Regions from separate parts of the Homo sapiens genome. Here region 2 is linked to region 1. Evidence: chromatin contacts called from ENCODE Hi-C or POLR2A ChIA-PET data. All regions are on one chromosome and are shown on one strand. The core of a region is the stretch at or near the end of the contact, and the rest is flanking DNA. Distances in the headings are between cores, read along the strand shown.

Region 1 (4,766 bases), core at 1,608-4,107:
TAATTGCCTTTCACTCTGAACAAAGACTGAGCAAGCAGAAAGTGTTGGGAAGGGCCCCAGGGAACATTCTGGCTTGTGTTTTCTTTCTGATCTGTGGGCCTGGGGGACTTCAATGTTCACTTTCCTGACAGGAGGAGACAACCATAGGAACTAGTGTGGTGTCCAGTGCCAGCTGGGGAAGGAAACCAGTTTCCTAGCATTTATGTTTCAGGATCAATGGCACATGTAGAAAAATACTATATCCCAGGGGTTCTATATTACCAAGAATACCCCTGAAGATGAAGCCCATTTTTGGATCCTCAGTTCTCATGATAATGGAGTTTGATGACCTAGAGTCAGCTTTGGCATGGGCTAAGCCAGAGCACCCTTTTAAAATGAGGATAGTAATGAGAACGACCCCATGGGGTTACTGTGAGGGTTAAATGAGATAATGTATAGAGTTTAATGCTGAGTGCATCATGGGTGCCCAGTGAATAGTCATTGCTCTCACAATCCCCACCACCACTATTATCTCCCTAGACATCAGGAGAACAATTTTGTGAAGCAACTTTGGACTTTTGCATGTATATATTTATAAACAATTCAGTGCCTGCAAATGTAGAAGCTGATTTAAGTACCTTGGCCCTTATGGTAGGAAGGTCTCTGGGGCCCCTTCACCTTGACCCTCTTTACCTTTAGAGTTTCTTCTTTCTTCACACTTTCATGAGGAAGTATGTGCCTCTTTGAACTGAATTTCTACCCAAGTACCATGGAATCTAAACAGTTCAGTGCTTTTCAACTTCTCACGTTGCATAATATTTGCCATTTGATTCAAAATTACGTGATAAAAGAAATGGAGGAGGTAAACTTGCCAGACAATTCCTGTGTCTGTTTTTGCATTTGTGCTTCTGGGTATTTAGTCTTTTCGGTTTGCACCAGGGCTTCCGTGGAGGAGGAGGGCATGTGAAATGGAGCAGTTGCTTACGTACTGGTCTCAGTGGACGGTGTGGATGTCATTCATAGGGCATGCACAGCAACAAACAAACAAACAAACAAATGCCATTTAACGTGATCCTTGGAAAGGTATTTTTATAATAACTTTAGTTTTTAAATCAAATATTTAGAATGTCATGGAGAAAGAACAATGATATTACAAATGCCATCATAAAGGAACCTTAGGGAGACTATTTTAAAGAAATTTTGAATCTAAATATTTAAAGCTTTTCTTATTTTATAAGTATTTTATGTATTTGATTGGTAAGGTAAAGCACATACGTATTGTTAGGTAAACTCGACTTAAAGGAAATAATACTTTTAAATGGCTACTTAAGATTTCAAATTTTATAAAAATATTTAGGAAAAGTATTTTTCCACTTTCTAATAAGCAGAAATAGTTTGCATTACATTTTTTCATTTCAGAACTAAACAGTGCTATTATTCACTACATTAAGCCTAGTGTGTGCCAGATTAATGTGTAATATAAATACAGTTTAAGGAAAATGATGCTGATTTTTCGTGTAGCGTGATAACAATAATATATTCCAAAGATTGAAATAACTTGAAATCTACTGCAAGCCCCAAATCCCTTATTTGCAATCCAAAATGCTCTGAAACTGAAAGTTATTATCATGACTCATTTGGCAGGATAGTCTGCCCTGAATTGACATGAAGCTATTCATAGCTTTTATTTATCCCAATCAGTGTGAATGTTCGTGTTTCACTGCAGAAATATTAACTGTGTTGGATTAAGGGGTTCTGCCCTAATTACTTTCCGGGGTGTTTTGTTCCTTGTGGTATATGGTATGTGTACCGCATTATCTTGCTAACATCCACACACTTTTGAATTCTGAAGACTTTATCTGGCCCCAAGATTTTGAATAGAAGACGGTGAGCCTGCGTCAGTATACCTAGCCCCTACAACCAGAGGCTTCTCACATCCTGGTGTTTCCAGGAACAGTCGCTCTTTATATCTGTTTCAGGTGTCAGTATTAATGAGACCCCATTCACATTCAGAAGTGCTCCATTTTGGCTTGGTCACCATACTAACCACATACCATAGTTCTTGGTAACGGCCAGCGCAGTGTTGGTGAACATCAGTACATTTCTAGTGAATTCCCATGTATAAAATAAACAAGATCTACATAAACAACATTCCAGATTGTATCTTGAAAACCTAAAGTCATTTAAAGCATTATTGGTAAGGTATCCCCGACTGCCTGTCTAGATGGCATTTCCCACGCATTGGTGCACGCTTCTTTTGATGGCAGTTCATCCTTCTCCTCACTGTGATTGCCTGTGTCCCTGTCTTCTCTTTCTAGGCTGCAAGCTCCTTCCGTCATTGCGTATCACTGTGCTGGGCGTATATAGCAAGTTCATTATTTAGTCAACTAATATTTATTGAGCGTTGGCCTCTGCCGTACTCTGGGCCCTGGGAATAGCATGGTGAACAAAACAGAATTGACTTTGGTCCTCATGGAGATTCTTGTCTACAGATTTGGGGGCCTGGCCTGGTGAAATGGAGAAGGTTTGCTGTCAAGTGACTTTGAAGCCAAATCTGAAAAATGAGTAAGAGTTAGCTTGGGAGAGGGGATGCTCTTGAGGCTGAGGGGTGACAGACGCAGAGACTTGGGACGGACCCCTCGCTGGAGGCTTGTGGGGTAAGGACAGGCTTTAGGCAGTGGAATGATGAGAGTCTGTTTGTGCTTTTGGAAGGGTGTTCTGGCTGTAGGGCAGAGCTGGGTTGGGGTTGGGGGCCGAGGAGAGCAGTCTGAATGGCTGCCTGGTCCAGGCTTTGTGGAAGGAAGGATCGGTTCTTCACCCCTGGTTTCGGTTTCTGTTCTCAGTGTGGGAGCTGTTCTTGGACAGTGCTGTGTGCTCTTCTCCGGAGTCCGAGGCCAGGGGAGTAACTGCAGTGTTCAGCCAAGTACGAGCAAGTGGAACTGACAGTTGTTCAGGCTTCCGTCTTGCACACGTCGAGGAAACGTTGTAAACAAGAAACAAAAAGCAAAGCCCTTACTCCTAGTGGGTCTTCCCTGAGCCAAGTGCTTGAAAAGCTGTGGGAGTGGGAACTGTTGTCATGATCGAAAATGAAACTATTCTGGGAATGCCAGATTTGGGGCGCTGGGAACCCTGAAGTGTCCTGCAGAGAACTGGTGGTGGAGGGGCCTCTGGAGGACAAACATCTACAATTTGCAAATCTATCAGTGACCCAGCGATGGCACTTCTGGCGGTTTTTCTTCCACCTTAACTTTGAGGTGAGGCAGAGTGACTTGGAAACCAATTCTGTGCTTTAAAATATAAAACATAAATAACTTCTATTGAATTAGCACAGAAGTTTGGCTGGAGGTAAATCTTTGGCGCCTAAATCTGAGCGCTTTTCTCTCAAATACGCACGAGAGCTCTTTGGCCGTCTTATTTCTCCTCTTCTACACAACTGAACAATTTAAATGAATTATGGACCATCACTCCTCATCTCCCCCAGGAAATGAAGCTTAGAGCCTCCTTGTTCAGCTAATTGTTGCTTGATTAAGCTGCCCCTTATGGATGGATAGATAAAGTGATTGATGCATGTGCTTATTAATACCATCCTGGTGCACGGAGGACGAATAAACCGCCAGCAGCTTCATTTAAGCACCACAAAGGGGGTTTCCTAGAGTTTGTTGTATTTGCAGAAAGGCTGTCGTCGTCTTTCCCTCTGTACTGGAAATTACTTACCTACTTGGTATTGTCTTTCTGGCCAAGTCGTTTTCTTTTGAGCTAATTTCAGACTTCCACCACAGTTTAACAATAGTACAAAGAATTATTTTTCTACATCTTTGGAGAGTAACTTGCCAATACTGATATCCCATCACTCCTGAGTACTTGAATGTGTCTTTGCTGTAACGAAGATAGTCTCCATTGAGACCCTGGCACGGCCATCAGAATCAGGAAACTAGCACCGCTGTGTGAGTCGCCTCCCACCCGCAGACCCTGTTCCTGTTGGAATGTCTCAGTCATGTCCCTTGCAGCAGGAGAATCTGATGCAGGGCTAGGTGTTGAATTTCGGTGCCCTGCCTCCTTCATTATTCCTTGACTTCCATGAACTTGACACTTTTGACAATGACAAGGCAATTTTCTTAGAGAATGTGTATCCGTTTGGGCTTGTTGACGTTTCTGGTTATGCATTTCTTACAAGAATATCACGGCGGTGAGACTTTCTTCTTCTTGCATCCTTACAGGTGATACATGCTTTTGATTTGCCCCTTAATTCGTAACGTTCATTTGATCTTTTAATTAAGGAGCCATCAGTCAGCCTTCTCCATGATAAAGTTAGTCTTTTTCCCTTTGTCATAAAAAATATTTTGTGGGAGGTATTTTTGAGGCTATGTAAGTATCCCATTTTTCACCAGCCTTTTACTCACTGGTTAGCATCCATTGGTATTTCTTGGCTGAGTACTACTTTGATAGCTACCAAATGTTGATCTTCTAAGTCCATCATTCTTCCTACATTTATTTGTTTGCATTCTACATTATGGGAAAGCTTTTTCATTCCCCTATTTATTTATTCGTAGATTCCAATTTTGTTCAATGACAGAAATACATTTCAGTCATGTATTTGGGTGCTCAGATTGTCTTAGATGTGGCCAGTGGGAGCTCCATCAGGTTGGGTTCTGTGACTTTTTTTTGACATGTTGCTATTATCTTTTGAGCCCTTCCTTATTTCCTTTCCCAGGCTTATCTTTTGCTTTCCCTGCCCCAGCTCTGGAGTCAGCCATTTCTCCAAGGAGCCCTGATTCCTTTTGGTGGAG
Region 2 (4,766 bases), core at 985-3,484, 58 kb before region 1:
TCCTCTGGCAAATAACTCACACCCTTCCCACATGCAAAATACACTCATCTCCCACCAAAGACCCCTAAGTCTTACTCTTTTATGGCATCGGGACAGGTCAGGATGGAATAAAGCCAGGTTTCCCTCACTTGCTCTGCCATGCAGGGATGCCTGTTCCTATTCCATTGATTGGAAAGAGAGAATTTCTCTTGAAATGTTTCCTGTCCCTGCCACTTAAGCAGTTCTGGGTTTGGCTGCCCTGAATCTATGTCAAGAGACATGGAAGGGGAAGAAGAGGAAACTTACCACCTTATTCATCTTTCTTGGAGTTCGGCTCTCCCTCTCCAACCCACCTGCTGTTTTTTCCTTGCAGAGTCCCTATTAAGTTGCTTTATGTATCCACTCTGGGGTTCTTAGAAGTAACCTGTTGGGGAGCTACCATGGCATCGGCTCACTCCATTTTAACTAGAACCAGATCCACAAGCCATTTCTTAATTTTTGAGATGTTTGCCATTTGGAGAGGCTGGGAATGGCAAACCATTTTTTTTTTTTTCCTTTTTTCAAATCCTGCAAGTCCTGCCACCTTTATATTTTGCCATGGGTTCCTTAGCTCATATCCATTCTCTCTTATTTTTTATTTATTTTTAATTTTATTTATTTACTTTTTTGAGATGGAGTCTCTCTCTGTTGCCCAGGCTGGAGTGCAGCGGCGCGATCTCGGCTCACTGCGAGCTCCACCTCCCGGGTTCACGCCATTCTCCTGCCTCAGTCTCCTGAGTAGCTGGGATTACAGGTGCCCGCCACCACAGAAGGCTAATTTTTTTTGTATTTTTAGTAGAGATGGGGTTTCAACATGTTAGTCAGGATGGTCTCGATCTCCTGACCTCCTGATCTGCCCGCCTCGGCCTCCCAAAGTGCTGGCATTACAGGCGTGAGCCACCGCGCCCGGCCTACTCATTTTTATTTTTATTTTCATTTCTTTTTATTTTTTTTCGAGACGGAGTCTTACTCTGTCGCCCAGGCTGCAGTGCATTGGTACGATCTCAGCTCACTTCAACCTCTGACTCCTGGATTCAAGCAGTTCTCCTGCCTCAGCCTCCCAAGTAGCTGGGATTACAGGCGTGAGCCACCGCGCCCAGCCTATTTATTTTTATTTTTTATTTTCATTTCTTTTTTTTTTTTCGAGATGGAGTCTTACTCTGTTGCCCAGGCTGGAGTGCAGCGGTACAATCTCGGCTCACTTCAACCTCTGACTCCCGGATTCAAGCAGTTCTCCTGCCTCAGCCTCCCACGTAGCTGGGATTACAGGCGTCCGCCACTAGGCCCTGATAATTTTTGTATTTTTAGTAGAAACGGGGTTTCTCCATGTTGGCCAGGTTGGTCTTGAACTCCTGACCTCGTGATTTGCTCGCCTCGGCCTCCCAAAGTGCTGGGATTACAAGTGTGAGCCACCGCGCCTGGCCCATTCTCTCTTATTTTATTGTGGCAGCTAGAAGTTAGGTGGCCCGTGTGCCTGTCAATTCCCTCCACTCAGTCATACAGCTCATTGATACATTTTCTATTTTCCAAGTTATCTTGGGTTTCAATGTTGCTAAACTTCCCACCGCTACACAAACCTGTCTTCCTTCTTCCAGGTTTCAACAATATTTTCATCATATTTATTGAAGGCCTCACTGACAGACTTCTCAAGGCCCCTCTACCTTCTATTCGCTGCCTGGCCCCAAAGCCAGTGCCACACATTTTAGGTTTTTAACTGCAGCAGCACCTATGATGTTTCCAAAATCTGTATCATTAAAGTTTGATCAGAGAAGCAAAACCACCTTGAGCAAAACAAGGAATTTATTAAAGAGATTAGGATACACATTGTTATGAAAGCTGCAACCTGCTGCCCCTGTGTCCAGAAGTGGGCCTGAAGTCAGCAGGGCTGGCAAATGGATGTGCAGTGGGAGAGAGTAGGCGTGAGCTGCACCTGCAGGGAGGAGATGGAACTCCTGTGGATGGACTGAAACTGATGTCTTCCACGTCAGCCTCTCAGGCCTCCAACACTCCAGCGCTGATGATGAAGATGACCTGCAGAGGAGCTGGTGCCCTTCACCATGGAATTGCTCATAAACCCAAGATTCAGTGAAGCTGAAGAAGCAGTTCTGGTGGGAGCTGGAGGAACTGCAGGCACAGCTGCTGCCCTGTACCAATACATTGAGCCAGTGGCTGCCTGGCATTGTGTGTGAGCCACCACAGCGCCTGGCCCTACACAGACTTTGACTGTAAATATGACTGCTGTTTCACTTCTGCCTTCCAAATTTTGCTCAGATTTTCTGAGAAACATAGTTCAGCTTAGGTACATTGACACAGTACAAAGCCACCGCAGTGGCTGGTTAGGGAGGGATTATGAATGCAGGCTGAGAATGCACGGGAAGCGTTTGTCTATTTATAGAGTAGGTACCATTCAAGGATTTATGTGAATCAGGTGCAAAGAACTCACACAAAGATGGGGAAAGTTAGTACTTAGAAATCAGTGATACTAGATAACCAATAAATAAAAATAAACTTATTTTTAGAAAATAAGAAAATAGAAAAGCTTTAATAAAATAGTATTGGGCCGGGTGCAGTGGCTCACGCCTGTAATCCTAGCACTTTGGGAGACTGAGGTGGGCGGATCACCTGAGGTCAGGAGTTCCAGACCAGCCTGGCCAACATGGTGAAACCCAATCTCTACTAGAAAAAACCACAAAAATTAGCTGGGCGTGGTGGTACGTGCCTGTAATCCTAGCTCCTCGGGAAGCTGAGGCAGGAGAATCGCTTGAACTCAGGAGGTGGAGGGTGCAGTGAGCCAAGATCGTGCCATTGCACCCCAGCCTGGGTGACAGAACAAGATTCTATCTCAAAAAAATAAAAATAAAAATAAATAAATAAAATAGTATTGAAATGGTGAATAATACTATTTCAGCACATCCTAAACAGATCATGCAGATAGTAAGAGGTTTTCTGCATGAGTTTGCTAGGGCTGCCGTAACAAAACACCATGGACGGGAGCTTTAACAACAGAAATTGATTTCTCACAGTTCTGCAGGCAGGGTGTTCAGGACCAAGATATTGGCAGGCTTGGTTTCTCTGAATCCTCTCTCCTTGGCTTGCAGGTGGCTGTTTTCTTTTCTTTTTTCTTTTTTTTTCTTTGAGATGGAGTCTCACTCTGTCACCCAGGCTGGAGTGCAGTGGCGCAATCTCAGCTCACTGCAGCCTCTGCCTCCTGGGTTCAAGCGATTCTCCTGCCTCAGCCTCCTGAATAGCTGGGATTACAGGTGCCTGCCACCACGCCCAGCTAATTTTTGTATTTTTAGTAGAGATGGGGTTTCACCATGTTGATCAGGCTGATCTCAAACTCAGGACTTCGTGATCCACCTGCTTCGGCCTCCCAAAGTGCTGGGATTACAGGTGTGAGCCACCACGCCCGGCAGCTTGCAGGTGGCTGCTTTCTTGCTGTGTGTTCACATGGTCATTCGTCTGTGTGTGCACACGTGTAGTGTCTGTGTCTGTGTCCTAGCCTCCTCTTCTTATAAGGACACCAGTCAAACTGGATTAGGGCCCACTTTCCTGACCCCCTTTTACCTTAATTCCCATTTTAAAAGGCTTATCTTCAAATACCATCACATTCTAAGGTACTGGGGGTTAGAGCTTCAATATGTGAGTTTTAGGGAGACACAGTTGAGCTCATAACATTTTCTATAGAACAATCAAGTTTGAGACATGCCACATGCTATATTTTCTTCTTGGAAATTTGCAAGGTATATATGCATATGAATGACTGTGCAAAGTCCTGGAAAACATCCAGTATTCATCTTTCACACTCTCCCTGTTTGATCCATTATTTATTGATAACCTTCCACTGGCTTCCTTTATGCATTGGCTGAGTGCATTGAGCTGCCGCATGGAAATATGATCTGCCGGCTGCCGCTGGCAGTCAGGAAGGGAAGGTGGACATGGAGAGAGCAAGCAAAAGCTGGAGTCTCAAGGAGATGAAGTGGAACCCAGGGCTGTATCTCATTAGAGCGCATGTTGGCCTCTCATCACTTCCAGGCCTCCGGCTTTGAAGATGCTCGGGGAGTTGCTTTGGAGGGCTACGTGGAGAGAATGGGATTGGTAAGTGGGCAAGAGGGTTGGTTCTTGCTGGATGGAATTGCGTCTTCCATCTCTTCCAAGGGGACTTCTGGATTGCCAGGGGCCTGGCATGTCCTGCCTCACCCATACTTGCTGGCCAGGGTGAGTGGCCTCTCACCTGGCCTAACCTTGCTGCCCTCTTTGTTGTGCTCTTTGTGGGTGAGGAAAAGAGCAGAGCTGCGGATGCCACTGGAGCGTGGCCAGGCTGGGTGAGGACCCACACAGAAAAGTGTGGGCAGGCGTGGTGGGTGGGGGCGGGGGATAAGGCATGGGCCCTGGGCAGTCAGCCAGTGCCCCCGTCACGCCCTGGCTCCAGGTGTCCAGCATCAGCCGTGTGCACATCCCACCTCGCAGGCCTCTCCCGGCTGCTGGCCCACTTTCTGCATGCTACTCCTACTTCTCTGACCTCCTGCTCAGCTCAGCTATCCTAGCTCCGAGTTTCGCCTTTCTTCTTGAATACAATCAGAATTCTCTCTGTTGGCCCTGGACCCCCATGCTGAACAATTCCCATGGTGCTGGCCTTCTCTCAATCCTCTGAATTAAACCCCAGACTCACTGCAAGTCTTCAGCCAAGTGAAGACTTCCGGTGGCCTCTCTGCCACCCTGGCACTCGAGGAAGCAGATGCTTCTCT

The links. A loop is a pair of places that touch in the nucleus more often than their neighbours do. ChIA-PET counts read pairs that join two places held with the same protein, here RNA polymerase II (POLR2A). Pooled maps may share reads with other maps.
Region 2: a loop to region 1 is called in a map with no recorded cell type, with 4 times the contacts of the local background. The contact joins two enhancer-like sites. A Hi-C loop is called at or near these places in 3 of 37 single-sample maps with no recorded cell type and 7 of 50 pooled maps. POLR2A ChIA-PET finds 5 or more read pairs at or near these places in 6 of 52 experiments (GM10248, H1, IMR-90 and 2 more).

The regions. Positions count from the first base shown.
Region 1 is chr4:184,447,107-184,451,872 of GRCh38, reverse strand. The region is part of intron 1 of IRF2 (interferon regulatory factor 2); the gene reads left to right. Among named protein-coding and RNA genes, the nearest start is that of IRF2, 25 kb to the left of the region's middle. Within about 2 kb of position 2,857, at least 28 of the 41 ENCODE cell types and tissues checked have a DNase peak (open chromatin) inside an H3K27ac peak, as active enhancers do.
Region 2 is chr4:184,504,224-184,508,989 of GRCh38, reverse strand. LINC02427 (long intergenic non-protein coding RNA 2427) reads left to right here. Exons shown (of 3, transcript NR_147158.1): 3 at 1,614-2,530. Among named protein-coding and RNA genes, the nearest start is that of LINC02427, 31 kb to the left of the region's middle. RefSeq lists enhancers at 1,917-2,126, 3,966-4,766. Within about 2 kb of position 2,234, at least 6 of the 41 ENCODE cell types and tissues checked have a DNase peak (open chromatin) inside an H3K27ac peak, as active enhancers do.